Linked DNA regions of Homo sapiens: all the other regions are linked to region 2. Evidence: chromatin contacts called from ENCODE Hi-C or POLR2A ChIA-PET data. All regions are on one chromosome and are shown on one strand. The core of a region is the stretch at or near the end of the contact, and the rest is flanking DNA. Distances in the headings are between cores, read along the strand shown. Region 1 overlaps SUPT3H (SPT3 homolog, SAGA and STAGA complex component). Region 2 has its middle 130 kb from the start of RUNX2-AS1. Region 3 holds the start of CLIC5 (chloride intracellular channel 5). Region 4 holds the start of ENPP5 (ectonucleotide pyrophosphatase/phosphodiesterase family member 5).

Region 1 (3,494 bases), core at 994-3,493, 400 kb after region 2:
CTCTTTATATGGCCTATCATATGGTCTATCTTGGCGAAAGTTCCTTGGCTGTTGAATAGAATGTGTATTCTGCAGTTGTTGGATGAAATGTTCTGTATATATCTGCTCAAAGTCTATTTGTTCCAAGGTATAGTTTAAATTTATTATTTCTTTGTTGACTGTCTTGTTGACCTGTCTAGTGCTGTCAGTGGAGTATTGAAGTCCCCCCCCCCCCCCACATTATTGTGTTGCTGTCTATCTCATTTTTAGGTCTGTTAGTAATTGTTTTATAAATTTGGGAGCTCCAGTATTAGGTGCATATATGTTTAGGATTATGATATTTTCCTGTTGGACAAGGCCTTTTATCATTATATAATGTCCCTTTTTGTCTTTTTTTTTTTTTTTGAGATGGAGTCTCACTCTGTCGTCCAGGCTGGAGTGCAGTGGCACGATCTCGGCTCACTGCAAGCTCCGCTTCCTGGGTTCACGCCATTCTCCTGCCTCAGCTTCCTGAGTAGCTGGGACTACAGGCACCCGCCACCATGCCTGGCTAATTTTTTTGTATATTTTGTGGAGATAGGGTTTCACTGTGTTAGCCAGGGCCAGGATGGTCTTGATCTCCTGACCTCGTGATCTGCACACCTTGGCCTCCCAAAGTGCTGGGATTACAGGTGTCAGCCACTGTGCCCGGCCTTTTGTCTTTTTTAACTGTTGTTGCTTTAAGGTTTCTTTTGTCTGATATAAGAATTGCTACTCCTGCTTGCTTTTGGTGTCCATTTGCATGAAATGCTCTTTACTACCCCTTTAAGTTTATGTGAGTCCTTATGTGTTAGGTGAATCTCCTGAAGGCAGCAGATAATTGGTTGGTGAGTTCTTACCTATTCTGCAATTCTGTATGTTATAAGTGGAGCATTTAGGCCATTTACATTCCATGTTAGTATTGAAATGTGAGGTACCCTTGCATTCATCATGTTCTTTGTTACCTTTATACTTTGTTTTTTTTGTTTTTGCTTTTTAACTTGTATTTTTGTTTTATAGGTCGTGTGTGCTTTATGCTTTAAAGAGATTCTGTTTTGATGTGTTTCCAGGATTTGTTTCAAGATTTAGAGCTCCTTTTAGCAGTTCTTTTAGTGGTTGCTTGGTAATGGTGAATTCTCTCAGCATTTGTCTGAAAATGACTGTATCTTTCCTTCATATATGATGTTTAGTTTCGCTGGATACAAAATTCTTGGCTGAAGATTGTTTTGTTTGAGGAGGTTGAAGATAGGGCCCCAATCCCTTCTAGCTTGTAGGGTTTCTGCTCAGAAATCTGCTGTTAATCTGATAGGTTTTCCTTTATAGGTTACCTGGTACTTTTGTCTAACAGCTTTTATGATACTTTCCTTTGTCTTAACTTTGGATAACCTGACGACAGTGTGCCTAGACATTGATCTTTTTGTGATGAATTTCCCAGGTGTTTTTTTGTGCTTCTTGTATTTGGATGTCTAGGTCTCTAGCAAGGCTGGGGAAGTTTTCCTTGATTATTCCCCCAGATATGTTTTCTAAGCTTTTAGAATTGTCTTCTTCCTCAGGAACACTGATTATTCTTAGGTCTGTTAGTAATTGTGCATTCTCCACAGAGTATTCTTAGGTTTGGTTGTTTAACATAATCCCAAACTTCTTGGAGGGTTTGTTCATATTATTCTGTTTTCTTTTTCTTTGTTGGATTGGGTTAGTTCGAAGACCTTGTCTTTGAGCTCTCAATTTCTTCTACTTGTTCTGTTCTATTGCTGAGACTTTCCAGAGCATTTTGCATTTCTAAAAGTGTGTCCAAAGTTTCCTGAATTTTTGATTGTATTTTCTTTATGCTATCTATTTTGTTGAATATTGATCCCTTCACTTCTTATATCACTTTTTGGATTTCCTTGCATTGGGCTTCGCCTTTCTCTGGTCCCTCCCTGTTTAGCTTAATAACTAACTTCCTGAATTCTTTTTCAGGTAAGTGAGGGATTTCTTCTTGGTTTGGATCCATTGCTGGTGAACTAGTGTGATTTTATGGGGGTGTTGATGAACCCTGTTTTGTCATATTACCAGGGTTGATTTCCTGGTTCTTTCCTATTTGGGTAGGCTCTGTCAGAGGGAAGGTCTAGGGTTGAAGGCTGTTGTTCAGATTTTTTTGTCCCACAGGGGGTTCCCTTGATGTAGTACTCGCCCCCTTTTCCTGTGGTTATGGCTTCCTGTGAGCCAAACTGCCTGATTGTTTTCTCTCTTCTGGGTCTAGCCACCCAGTGAGTCTACCCAGCTCCTGGCTGGTGCTGAGGGTTTCTGTGCACAGTCCTTCTGATGTGAACCGTCTATGGGTCTCTCAGCAGTGGATACCAGTGCCTGTTCTGGTGGAGGTGGTGGAGGGTGCAACGGACTCTGTGAGGGTTCTTAGCTTTGGTGGTTTAATGCTCTATTTTTGTGCTGGTTGACTTCCTGCCAGGAGGTGGTGCTTTCTAGAAAGCATCAGCTGTAGTAGTGTGGAGAGGGATCAGCAGTGGGTGGGGCCCTAGAACTCCCAGGATTGTATGTCCTTTGTCTTTGGCTACCAGGTTTCCTAGGGAAATCCTGTCAGGTGGGGATGGGGCTAGGTGTGTCTGAATTCAGACTCTACTTGGGCCGTCTTGCTGTGGCTACTGTGGGGGATGGGGTGAGATTCCCAGGTCACTGGAATTGTATACCTAGGAGGATTATGGCTGCCTCTGCCGAGTCATGCAGGTTGTCAGGGATGTGAGGAAAAGCGGCAATCACAGGCCTCACTTAGCTCCCAAGCGAACTGAAAGGCTGGTCTCATTCCCACCGTGCTGCCCACAACAGCCCCAAGTCTGTTTCCAGGTGGAGGGCACGCTTGAAAACTTACCAGAGGCTTTCCACTTCCCAGAGTATTTGAGGTGTCTCCCAGGTACTGCAGGAGCAGTCCGCTTTCTTCAGAGGTTCTGTGGGTCCTCTCAGGATTGCTGGTTTGTTCCTGCAGTTGATCAGAAGCTAACATTCACAATCTGGTACACTATTCTTGGTGGACATTTTCTCCCCATCCTTTTCATCACTTTGACTATATCATCCCATTCTCTCCTGGTCTGTAAGGTGTCTACCGAGAAAACTGCTGTTAGCCTTATTTGAACTCTGTTATATGTGATTTCTTTCTTTTCTCTTGTTGGTTTCAGGATCTTTTCTTTATGTTTGATTTCTGACAGTTTGGTTATAATATACCTTCGTCTATTCTTGTTTGGATTAACTCTGATGGGAGATTTTTTTCCCTGCCTATATGTTGATATTTATATCTTCTTCAGATTTGGGACATTTTCTGCTATTTATTTAAATAAGATTTCTATCACTTTTTCTCTTTCTTCTTCTTGAACTCCTATGACCGAAATATTTGCTGTTTTGATGCTGTCTCATATATTTTATAAGCTTTCTTCAGTTACATAGTTTTTTTTTTCTCTTTTGACTATATATTTTTAACTAACTTGTCCTTAAGATCACAGATCTTCTGC
Region 2 (3,274 bases), core at 396-2,895:
ATTGTCTGAGCTCAGGAGTTGAGACCAGCCTGGGCAACACGGCAAAACCCCGTCTCTATCAAAATACAAAAAATTAGCCGGGTGTGGCAGCATGTGCCCGTAGTCCCAGCTACTTAGGAAGCCGAGGCAGGAAAACTGCTAGAACCCGGTAGGCAGAGGTTGCAGTGAGCCGAGATCGCACCACTGCACTCCAGCCTAGGTGACACAATGAGACTCTGTCTCTAAAAATAAAAATAAAAATAAAAAAGTTGTCACCAATAATTGAAAAGTGGGCTAGTTTATTCATTCATTTCTAATCAAGCAGATGCCACAGTGTTATTTGATACTAACATCTGATCTTTGATACTAATATCTGACCTCTCACTTCAAAAATTGGGAAATATTTCTTCACATGGTTCCTCTGACACCGTGAGCCAATGGCCTCTTGCTGGGCACTCATGAGGTATAGAGCCTAACATTATTAGCTTAATAATAACAACTTTTAAAAACCTAGAGAACAATAAAATGAATAAAGTGCCTCAGATATTGCACTTAACTCCGTTCCCTAAGTCAGCAGCTACAACAATGCTGGTTTGAGTTGATTGATCCAGTTCATGGGCAGACCTGAAGCCGGCTCAGCCCCACATTTAGGTAAGATCCGAGGGGCGCCAAGAAACTTACCCTTGGTGGTGGCATTCCAGTAAGTTATTCATATTTTGAGTGAAGGGAGTGGGAGTTTGGAGCTTTGTTTGTTTTACCTTTTTGTAAAGCAGTGGAAACCCTCTTTCAAACAAAATCTCTGAGGGCCCCTATGTAGACGATACTAGCGCATTCTTAAGTAGTATTTACTGTATGCCAGATGTTTTAACTCATTTAGTCCAACAATTCTACAAGGTAGATACAGTGTGCTGTTACTGTTCATACTTTACAGATGGCAAAATTAAGGCACAGAGAAGTTAAATGATATGCCCAACATCACACAGCTGTAGGTGCTAGAGCTGGGTTTCCATCCTGCCTGGTCTGGCTCCAGAGCCCACCCTTTCATAGATCACACTGTGTGACCCCAGTATAGAGTGTTTTTAAGGAGGCGTATAAAATCAGAACAGCTCTGGCTGGAGCTCTGATAGAGGGCGGAGGGTTCCAAGCTTTCTATAGTGACCCTCAGGTACATCCAAGGAAGATGAGGACTTCAGGAAACCAGTGGATTAAGACTTTATCTACCTAAGATCACTTTAAGATCACATTTACTTCTTGAGGAGTAACAAATTAGTGCATTAGTAGGAATCTATTTCCAATTACCAGGGTCTTTAGAGAATGAAACTTAGGTAAGTGGTGACTGGGAGTCCCTGGCTACAGGGCAGGGATATGGAGAGCACACGGGTAGAGGGAGTGCTGGACTCGAGTCTGGACAGTAGGAGGGGAGGGGGCTGAGAGAGGCAGTGCCTCCAGGACAACCAAGCCTCTACTTGACAGGCAAGCTGGAGGTCAGGCTAACAGCAGTGCTTGTGACCAGTATTTGAAAGGGCCTCCGGGCAAGCCACTCTCTGGGTGCTGAACACTAAACAGCAGGTTGGTCCCTGGCAGAGGCATAGCGTGACCAGAGCCGTGGGGGTGGGTGAGGAGAACAGTCTGACGTGAGAGTGTCAGGGCTCCCCCCATGAGGTGACACTCAAAGTTTCAGTTTTTATCTTGATAAAAAGTTTGCAATTTTCACAATTGCAGAACAAATAGAACCATGACTCATATTTCACAATTTGCCTGGCAAATTCACTATGTGATCATGTTTCTGACAACTGCATGTTTTCCAGGGGTGAGGGGACATCAGGATAGAACATTTGGCCCGAGGGGCATGTTATAATGGGGGACAGTGGGACACACATTGCCCCCACTTCATGTCTTAGGTTCAATACCAGAAGCCAGTGATTCATGCTGTGCACAGGTCTCAGTGGACCTGGGAGTACATCACAAATTCTGAGGTATCCATGTGTATATTTTACTGTCTGATTTTTAATCATCTCTGAGCCACATTTTCATCCTCTGGAACTTCACGGGATAAATTACTTGAGGTTCATCATTTAAAAATTTTTTTTGAAATTTGAATAGCATAAGTTTGAGTAGCAACTTTCAAGATAATGTAATTTAAGAGATGATGATACACGTGATGAAATGTGACACTTTAAAGGAACAATTAAAACACCCATTGAAACTGAAAAACCAGAGTTTCGCCCTCCGGTTTCTAACTAAGGAATTGAGTCAGAAGTTCTGTAGTCTTCTGTGGAAGAAATAGACATGAGGGCCAACTCTGTGTCACCCGTAGATAACACCTAGTACCACGTCAGCAGCATGAGATAATGAATTATTATTTGTCAAATGAATGATAAGTACATAGACGCAAATACATAAGCATACAGTCCACACCAGCTGAAATACAGGGCCCAGTCTTATTCTTAGGAATCATTTCCCTATTCAACATGCTAATAATATTTGTTCCTTTTTTTTTTTTTGAAACGGAGTTTCGCTCTTGTCGCCCAGGCTGGAGTGCAATGGCACGATCTCGGCTCACTGCAACCTCCGCCTCCCGGGTTCAAGCGATTCTCCTGTCTCAGCCTCCTGAGTAGCTGAGATTACAGGCTTGCGCCACCATGCCCAGCTAATTTTTTTGTATTACTAGTAGAGATGGGTTTCACCATGTTGGCCAGGCTAGTCTGAAACTCCTGACCTCAGGTGATCCATCCGCCTCGGCCTCCCAAAGTGCTGGCATTATAGGCATGGGCCACTGCGCCCGCCCATTTGTTCCTTTTTAAATAAGCGTTGATTAATCTTGGAAACAAGGTTTATATAGACAGCAGAAACTTATCTTGCAATGGTTATATCTCACATTCGTTGAGCACCTTTTACTCAGATCCCTTGAAATGGTCCAATTTTTGATTCTCAGAGCACTAGTGGGCTGTTAAGCCCCAAGGTAACTGTGATATTTTCCCATATCTCCCAAACCACCCAGTGTGGCAAGTGTAATTTTGTTCATTTTAGGAGATGAAGAATTGAGAGACATCCAAGCCACAAAACAGGAAGGGACAGAATTGAGATCCTAGGCCAGGTTAAGCCCAATGCCCGTGGTCTTTATATCAAGGGCTAACAGCCTTAGTGAAGATGGGGGTGTCTGCCTGCCCCTTCTGCAATGTCAGTACCGTGAAGGCTCATTGAACCTCAGTTTTCATCATGTAGAAATTTGACCCCTTCAGTGCTGCAAGGGCCTCCCAACAGGTCCCAAGTCCATGCTTATTCCCACCCAGGC
Region 3 (3,198 bases), core at 636-3,135, 310 kb before region 2:
CCCCAACCATGGTAAATAGTATCTTTACGTGACAGCTTGTATAGCTCCTTCATCTTCCCAATTCATGTGGCAGCCTTAGTTTTCATTTCATGTAACTATTATTCTGAAAGGGATTTTGATCTCTGTTAAGACCGTTAAAACCATGCCTTTGTTTCCTCAAAGTGTGCACTTCCATAGTGTGCACTAAGAAAAGCAGTTTGTAGAGCAGTTGAGAGGACAGGCTCAAGTCTGTCTGGGTTTAAATCCTGACTTCACCATTTCCTAGCTGAATGACTAGGGATAAGTTACTTAAATACTTCATGTCTCAGTTTCCCCACTTGTAAAATTGGGATCATTATACTATTTGTAAATATTATACAAGTTCACACATGTAAAGTGCTCAACATTTTTGCCTAGCACATAATAAGTATTATTACTTATTTTTTTATTAAGCGATAAATTTTTTAATAAAGCTATTAAACAAATACATGTTTTTAGTAAGGAAGGACATAGCACAAACAGGATTAATTAAAGAGAAGGCAAAGAAGACAAAGAGAATTCCACCAGATTCTGGTGCAAAACATTCAATAATTATTTTTTAAAGAACTGAAGGGTGGGAATGTCTGTTGGTGCAACCACTTTAGAAAACCTATGGCAGTGTTTACACAAGGAGAGCATTCTTATACACTACAACTCAGCAAGTCCACTCCTAAGTATACATCCAAGAGAAAAGTGTCTGTGAATCCAACCAAAAGATGTTTGATAGAGAGAATGTTCGTGACAGAGTAGTCATGATAGTCACCTGCACAAATGTCCATTGACAGAAGAATGAATAAGTAAGTGTGTCGGTGAAAATGGATGATACACAACTACACATAGCACAATGGATGAATCTCACAAACATAGTAATGAGCGAAAGAAGCCAGACACCAACATTCCAGGCAAAAAGATCCTATGCTGCTACAAGCCAGAATAATGGTTACCCTGGGACAGTGGAGACGGGAGAAAAGATGTGGAGAGGAGAGAGCAGGAGGAGCTTCTAGGGCTGTGGCTAACATTTTATTCTTCATCTGGCGCTCGTTACATGGGTGGGTTGGATTGTGAAAATTCATTGAGGCATACACCTAAGATATGTGCATCTTTTCTGTGTTTGCATCCTACTTCACTAAAACAACCAGAAGAGAACGGGAATGAAGTAAGATCAGAAAATAAAGGAAGAAATAGAAAGAAAATGAAAGAAGGGAGAAGAAAAATAAACAAACCCAGAAGGCTGAAAGGCATGGAAGCCGCACCTGACCGGGTTGACTCACCCCTCTGCCCCAGGAGCCACCCCTGCCCTGCCCTGCCCGTCCCCAGCACCCTACTCTCCTTTTGCTTAGCCCAAGGATGGCAAATGCCCCTTTTGGTGGGGGTTCTGAGCATCACTAAGACAGGAAGGGCTTTCCAAGTGGGTAAGGCTGGTAGTGGAGTAACTCGGAGGAGCTGACGCTTTATTAAAGAAACAGAAGACTTGAGAGCCATCTCCTCTCTTCCTTCCCCTTCCCCTTTCCCCTTCCTCTTCCCCTTCCCCTTTCCCCTTCCTCTTCCCCTTCCCCTTTCCCCTTCCTCTTCCCCTTCCCCTTTCCCCTTCCTCTTCCCCTTCCCCTTTCCCCTTCCTCTTCCCCTTCCCCTTCTCCTCGACTCTTTCTGCCTTCGCCTCATTATCCGCCCCCAGGACATCCTCTTGGCCTTGGTGGCTTTGCCAGGACCAGCTCTGTCTCCGCCTCCTGCCCTGCGGGGTCTTGGGGCGGGGGGCCGTGGCCCGGCCCAGGCCCGAGCTGCCGGGGTGTCCCCGCCGCGTCCCCGCCCGGCTGACCCCGCCCTGCAGCCGCCGGCTATTTTGGGCGCGTTGGCGGCGGCGGGATCGCTGACAGTCGCGGATCCTGTGACACCTCCGGGCAGCCCGGCACTTGTTGCTCCCACGACCTGTTGTCATTCCCTTAACCCGGCTTTCCCCGTGGCCCCCCGCCTCCTCCCGGCTTCGCTCCTTTTCATGTGAGCATCTGGGACACTGATCTCTCAGACCCCGCTGCTCGGGCTGGAGAATAGATGGTTTTGTGAAAAATTAAACACCGCCCTGAAGAGGAGCCCCGCTGGGCAGCGGCAGGAGCGCAGAGTGCTGGCCCAGGTGCTGCAGAGGTGGCGCCTCCCCGGCCCGGGACGGTAGCCCCGGGCGCCAACGGCATGACAGACTCGGCGACAGCTAACGGGGACGACAGGGACCCCGAGATCGAGCTCTTTGTGAAGGTAGGTCGGGGTCCAGTCTCCCGCCGCACCTGCCGCGCCTCCCGCCGGGCTCACCCACCAGGGCTCGGGGTGCGCTGGACTCCGGACCCTCCCAGGAGGGCGGCGCGGAGCCCTGTGCTCCCCCGTGGCCTTTCCGCAGGCCAGCGCCCCGCTGCGAGGCTCCTGGGCGGAATGGAGGAAGGCAGGTTCCGGCAGGTGGCCGTCTTCTCGGAGAGTTGATCCGCAGTTTGTCCACCCCCGTCCCCGCCTCCGCTGTCACCGCTGCGAGTCCGAGTCCAGAGCCCAGCCCGGACGCGATTCAGGCTGGTCCTGAAAGACGTCTCCAGGTGTCGGGATGCGGCAGAAACCTGGCTGGACCCGTGAACCTTTCCTTTAAAACGGGAGGAGGGGGAGGAATGGGAGAGAAACGTTATTGACACAATGATCTTTGGCAAAGCGAAAATGACATTTCTTAAAATTCTCTTTCTCTCTTTCGCTCAGAGATCCTAAAATAAAAGCCAAGGAGACAAAAGTGTTTTCTTGCTTGGTGACTTGCAAAGCAGAAAACAAGCACTCCATTCTCCGACGTTATTATTTTTGTCATAATCATGATTTTTCAAGGCAGTATCAAGGAAATGTTAGGCGTTTGGTAGTAGGGAGAGCCTCCCGTTCAACCTGATGCAGACAGGGATGAAGGAGCACAGTGCAAATTAAATGAAGTCACCTTGCTCCTTGGACAGAAACTGCCTAATGTCAGAGCTGCTGTACTTTATTTGCAACCTGTAGGAGGAAGGATGGAGGCGAGGCTGCGGCGGCGTTTCCCGGTCCGCCGGTGTAAGGAGAAAGAAACATTTGATCAGCCCTTGGTGCCGACGCTGCAGAAGTAGGGAAACCTGAGGCTGCGGGAGAGTAGCCTCCAGGGCTGAGCAGAAACAGTCGCCAGGACTTGGGGGA
Region 4 (3,151 bases), core at 268-2,767, 460 kb before region 2:
GGGGAATTGGAACAACTTGTTCAACTTCATTGTGTTTGGGTCTCACTAAACATAGAAACCAGCCTCCCTCTTAATCCCCATCCCACGTGTTGAAAACCATAAACTCAAGTTACCACGAATAAAAGGCCATGGAAGAGTGCCCAGATGCCCTTCGGGATGGGATGACCCAGTTAGGAGGTAACAATGTTTGGGGTTGAGATTGTCCCTCTATTAGAAGCAGACAGAGAAAAAGCTATGACCAAAATGTTTGCATGGCTTAATTAAATATCAACAGATATCTCTATTCACTTTAAAGCTCCAGCACACCAGACAAGGGATCCGAGCTCCGGGCAGGAGCCAAAACCACCATTGCAGATATGCTCCCAGTTTTACCAGCTAATTAGATGTTAAACTTACATTGTAACAATCAACCTGATATTATTGCCTACTGCAGATAGAACTAGAATTCTAATTAGGTCAGAATTCTAGCTGGGATTGTGTAGATGGACAAATTCTTTCAGGGTAGTTTGATATCACTGCTATAATTTATGGTAAAGACAGTTGGGATCATACTGGCAAACTAAGTACCTGCCTACACTCCCTCAGGCCTAAAAATGCCATTGATTATCCCAAAAAAACTGAGAAAATAATCCACTACAGTACGGAAAAAGACAAAATAGGGGCACTAACACACAAGAAGCACTGAAGGCTTTCTGAAAGAGTAATCAGGCCTGATGTTTGTAGTTTTAATGTTTACTTTGCAAACAAAGGTAGAAACAGAGTCTGGAGCTCGGATGCCACCACCAGAGAGGGTGGCTGTTCAGCCTCTCTCCTGTGCAAATTAACCTAATTCTGAACCTGTCTTGGTTTAATTCGCACAATTTCAGGTGCCATGCTAGGTACACCACAAATATACCTCAGGGACCTCAATTGCAAAAACCTGGACTGCAAACGTTGGGGCTGCAGAGTTGACTAGGTTAATAAATTCTTTCTGAGGTAAAGCAGATAACACCCACTAATAAAAAGAATGAAACTTCATCGTCCCATTGGCATCCTCGGGTGTGCAGGTGTTCCTCAGAGCAAAGCCCATGGTGTGCCCCATCGCCAATTCGTGACAAGGCAGGGGGCGGGGGGCGGGGGAAGGAAAAAAGCCTGGGATAAGAAATCAGAGAATACAAGTCGCTTTTAAACAAAAAACAGTGACTGTTAGAGTACACCCACCATTGGGGTAACACGCAATAATCTCTCAGCATCACTGACTCCAGCACAGCTGGTCCCCTGGAAAAGGCACGTTGCCGGAAGGTTTTGTGTGTGACCAAGCAATTGGCCATCCCACGCCTTCGCCCTACCAGATGGGTCCCTGCCCCCGGGAGTCCCCTCCCCCTCCACCCTCCAAACCCAGGCAGCGCCCGCCCCTGCCCCCGCTGATTGACAGGCCGTGCAGCTACTCCTGGGAGCCTGGCTTTCGGGGGCAACCCAGGCAGAAGTGACTATCTCTGCAGCAGCCAATAGAAGCCAGGAGGCGGGGCGGGGAAGCGGCGCGGTCAGGTGCTCCGCTCCAGAGTTGAGCGCAGGTGAGCTCCTGCGCGTTCCGGGGGCGTTCCTCCAGTCACCCTCCCGCCGTTACCCGCGGCGCGCCCGAGGGAGTCTCCTCCAGACCCTCCCTCCCGTTGCTCCAAACTAATACGGACTGAACGGATCGCTGCGAGGGTGAGTCCAGGGGCGTGGGTGGCTTCCCTCCCGGGAACCCACACTGCTCCTCTGGGTCCCTAAAGCAACGTCCCCTCCTTGCCACTGCACATCTAAGAAGCCCAGGCCTCGGTGGGCGGGATGACTGGGAATTGGGAACATAACCTACGCCGCGACCATTCTGGGTGGCTAGGATGGAATCCTGGTGGAGAAGATGGACACCCCCGCCCTTGACGTCTACCCGAGCTACACAAACCTACTCCTTCTGCACTTTCCCTCTTCCGTTTAATCGGTGCCCCGTCCTTCCTGCTCTCCAAGTCTGTTTGTGGAGGAAGGGTTGGAGGGGAGAAAGAACTGGAAAGTACTCAATGAAATGTGGAGCCAGATCCAGGGATTCCACTGTTTTGTGCAGCATTTTGTGCACGAAAAAAAAAAAAATTCTGATTGTTTTCATTCCCCACCCCCCACCTCTGTTTATTGCTCTGTGTCATGGATGTGATGTTGAGTCTTCTTGCCAAACATTCCTAAGCTTTAGACAACACTTAATCTTTGCTTACTTTTGTTGGTCCCAAGAAAGCAGTTTTCTCCTGCTTACACATGTGCCGAATTAATTTGCTAAGATAGATGAAAATGAGGTGTTCCATGTAGTTTATTTCCTCTGCTTTTAGCCTTAAATTACATTTGGTTGATACTAGCCTTCCTTGTTTTAAAAAGGTGGGAGAGAAAATTAGGGGGAGAAAGGACAGAGAGAGCAACTACCATCCATAGCCAGATAGGTGAGTAAATATATTTGCAGTAACCTATTTGCTATTCCTTGCTGCAACTGTGTTTAATGTTCCTTCCAGAATCAGAGAGAGTATTGCCATCCAAGAAATCGTTTTTAAATATGACATTTGAGCTATCATCTTGAGACCAATACCTAAAACAATTTCAGTTTAAGAAATGTCTAGGTATGGTGAAAACACAGTTTAAAACCAGCAAAACAGAATTTATTGCCCTCAGCGAATACCCACAATGTACATATACCTTGTATTTCTGAAAGCAAAGCAAGCATGCCAAGTAGTTTTTATTTACCTGTACCTATAATACAGCAAGGTGAAACAGGATATATTTTTGAAGTTTAAAAATGTCTTCAGGCCGGCTGCGGTGGCTCATGCCTGTAATCCCAGCACTTTGGGGAGCCGAGAAGGGTGAATCACCTGAGGTCAGCAGTTTTGAGACCAGGCTGGCCAACATGGCGAAACCCTGTCTCTACTGAAAATACAAAAATTAGCTGGGTGTGGTGGCGGGCGCCTGTAGTCCCAGCTACTTGGGAGACTGAGGCAGGAGAATTGCTTGAACACGGAAGGCGGAAGTTGCAGTAAGCTGAGATCGTGCCACCGCACACCAGCTTGGGCAACAGAGTGAGACTCCCTCTCAAAAAAAAAAAAAAAAGAAGTCTTCAGCTTAGGAAGATATCAAAAGGCAGTTTCAAGAGATTTAT

The links. Hi-C counts contacts between places; a loop is a spot of excess contacts on that map. ChIA-PET counts read pairs that join two places held with the same protein, here RNA polymerase II (POLR2A). Pooled maps may share reads with other maps.
Region 1: a map of cardiac septum shows a loop between it and region 2 (2.5-fold over the local background). The contact joins two enhancer-like sites. A Hi-C loop is called at or near these places in 1 of 168 maps with a recorded cell type or tissue (cardiac septum) and 6 of 50 pooled maps. POLR2A ChIA-PET finds 5 or more read pairs at or near these places in 1 of 52 experiments (MCF 10A).
Region 3: a loop to region 2 is called in a pooled map, with 10 times the contacts of the local background. The contact joins the promoter of CLIC5 here to the enhancer-like site in region 2. A Hi-C loop is called at or near these places in 1 of 168 maps with a recorded cell type or tissue (lower leg skin), 5 of 37 single-sample maps with no recorded cell type and 13 of 50 pooled maps.
Region 4: a loop to region 2 is called in a map with no recorded cell type, with 2.0 times the contacts of the local background. The contact joins the promoter of ENPP5 here to the enhancer-like site in region 2. A Hi-C loop is called at or near these places in 1 of 37 single-sample maps with no recorded cell type and 1 of 50 pooled maps. POLR2A ChIA-PET finds 5 or more read pairs at or near these places in 1 of 52 experiments (CD8-positive, alpha-beta T cell).

What each region holds. Positions count from the first base shown.
Region 1 is chr6:45,309,405-45,312,898 of GRCh38, reverse strand. All of the region lies in intron 2 of SUPT3H (SPT3 homolog, SAGA and STAGA complex component), which reads left to right. Among named protein-coding and RNA genes, the nearest start is that of RUNX2, 17 kb to the left of the region's middle. Within about 2 kb of position 2,243, at least 3 of the 41 ENCODE cell types and tissues checked have a DNase peak (open chromatin) inside an H3K27ac peak, as active enhancers do.
Region 2 is chr6:45,708,987-45,712,260 of GRCh38, reverse strand. No RefSeq gene overlaps it. Among named protein-coding and RNA genes, the nearest start is that of RUNX2-AS1, 130 kb to the right of the region's middle. Within about 2 kb of position 1,645, at least 4 of the 41 ENCODE cell types and tissues checked have a DNase peak (open chromatin) inside an H3K27ac peak, as active enhancers do.
Region 3 is chr6:46,014,547-46,017,744 of GRCh38, reverse strand. It overlaps CLIC5 (chloride intracellular channel 5), which reads left to right and starts at 1,885. Exons shown (of 6, transcript NM_016929.5): 1 at 1,885-2,265. The coding sequence starts at 2,203. RefSeq lists enhancers at 1,083-1,927, 1,928-2,772 and a silencer at 2,185-2,234.
Region 4 is chr6:46,169,346-46,172,496 of GRCh38, reverse strand. It overlaps ENPP5 (ectonucleotide pyrophosphatase/phosphodiesterase family member 5), which reads left to right and starts at 1,517. Exons shown (of 5, transcript NM_001290072.2): 1 at 1,517-1,689; 2 at 2,383-2,444. RefSeq lists a silencer at 1,286-1,345.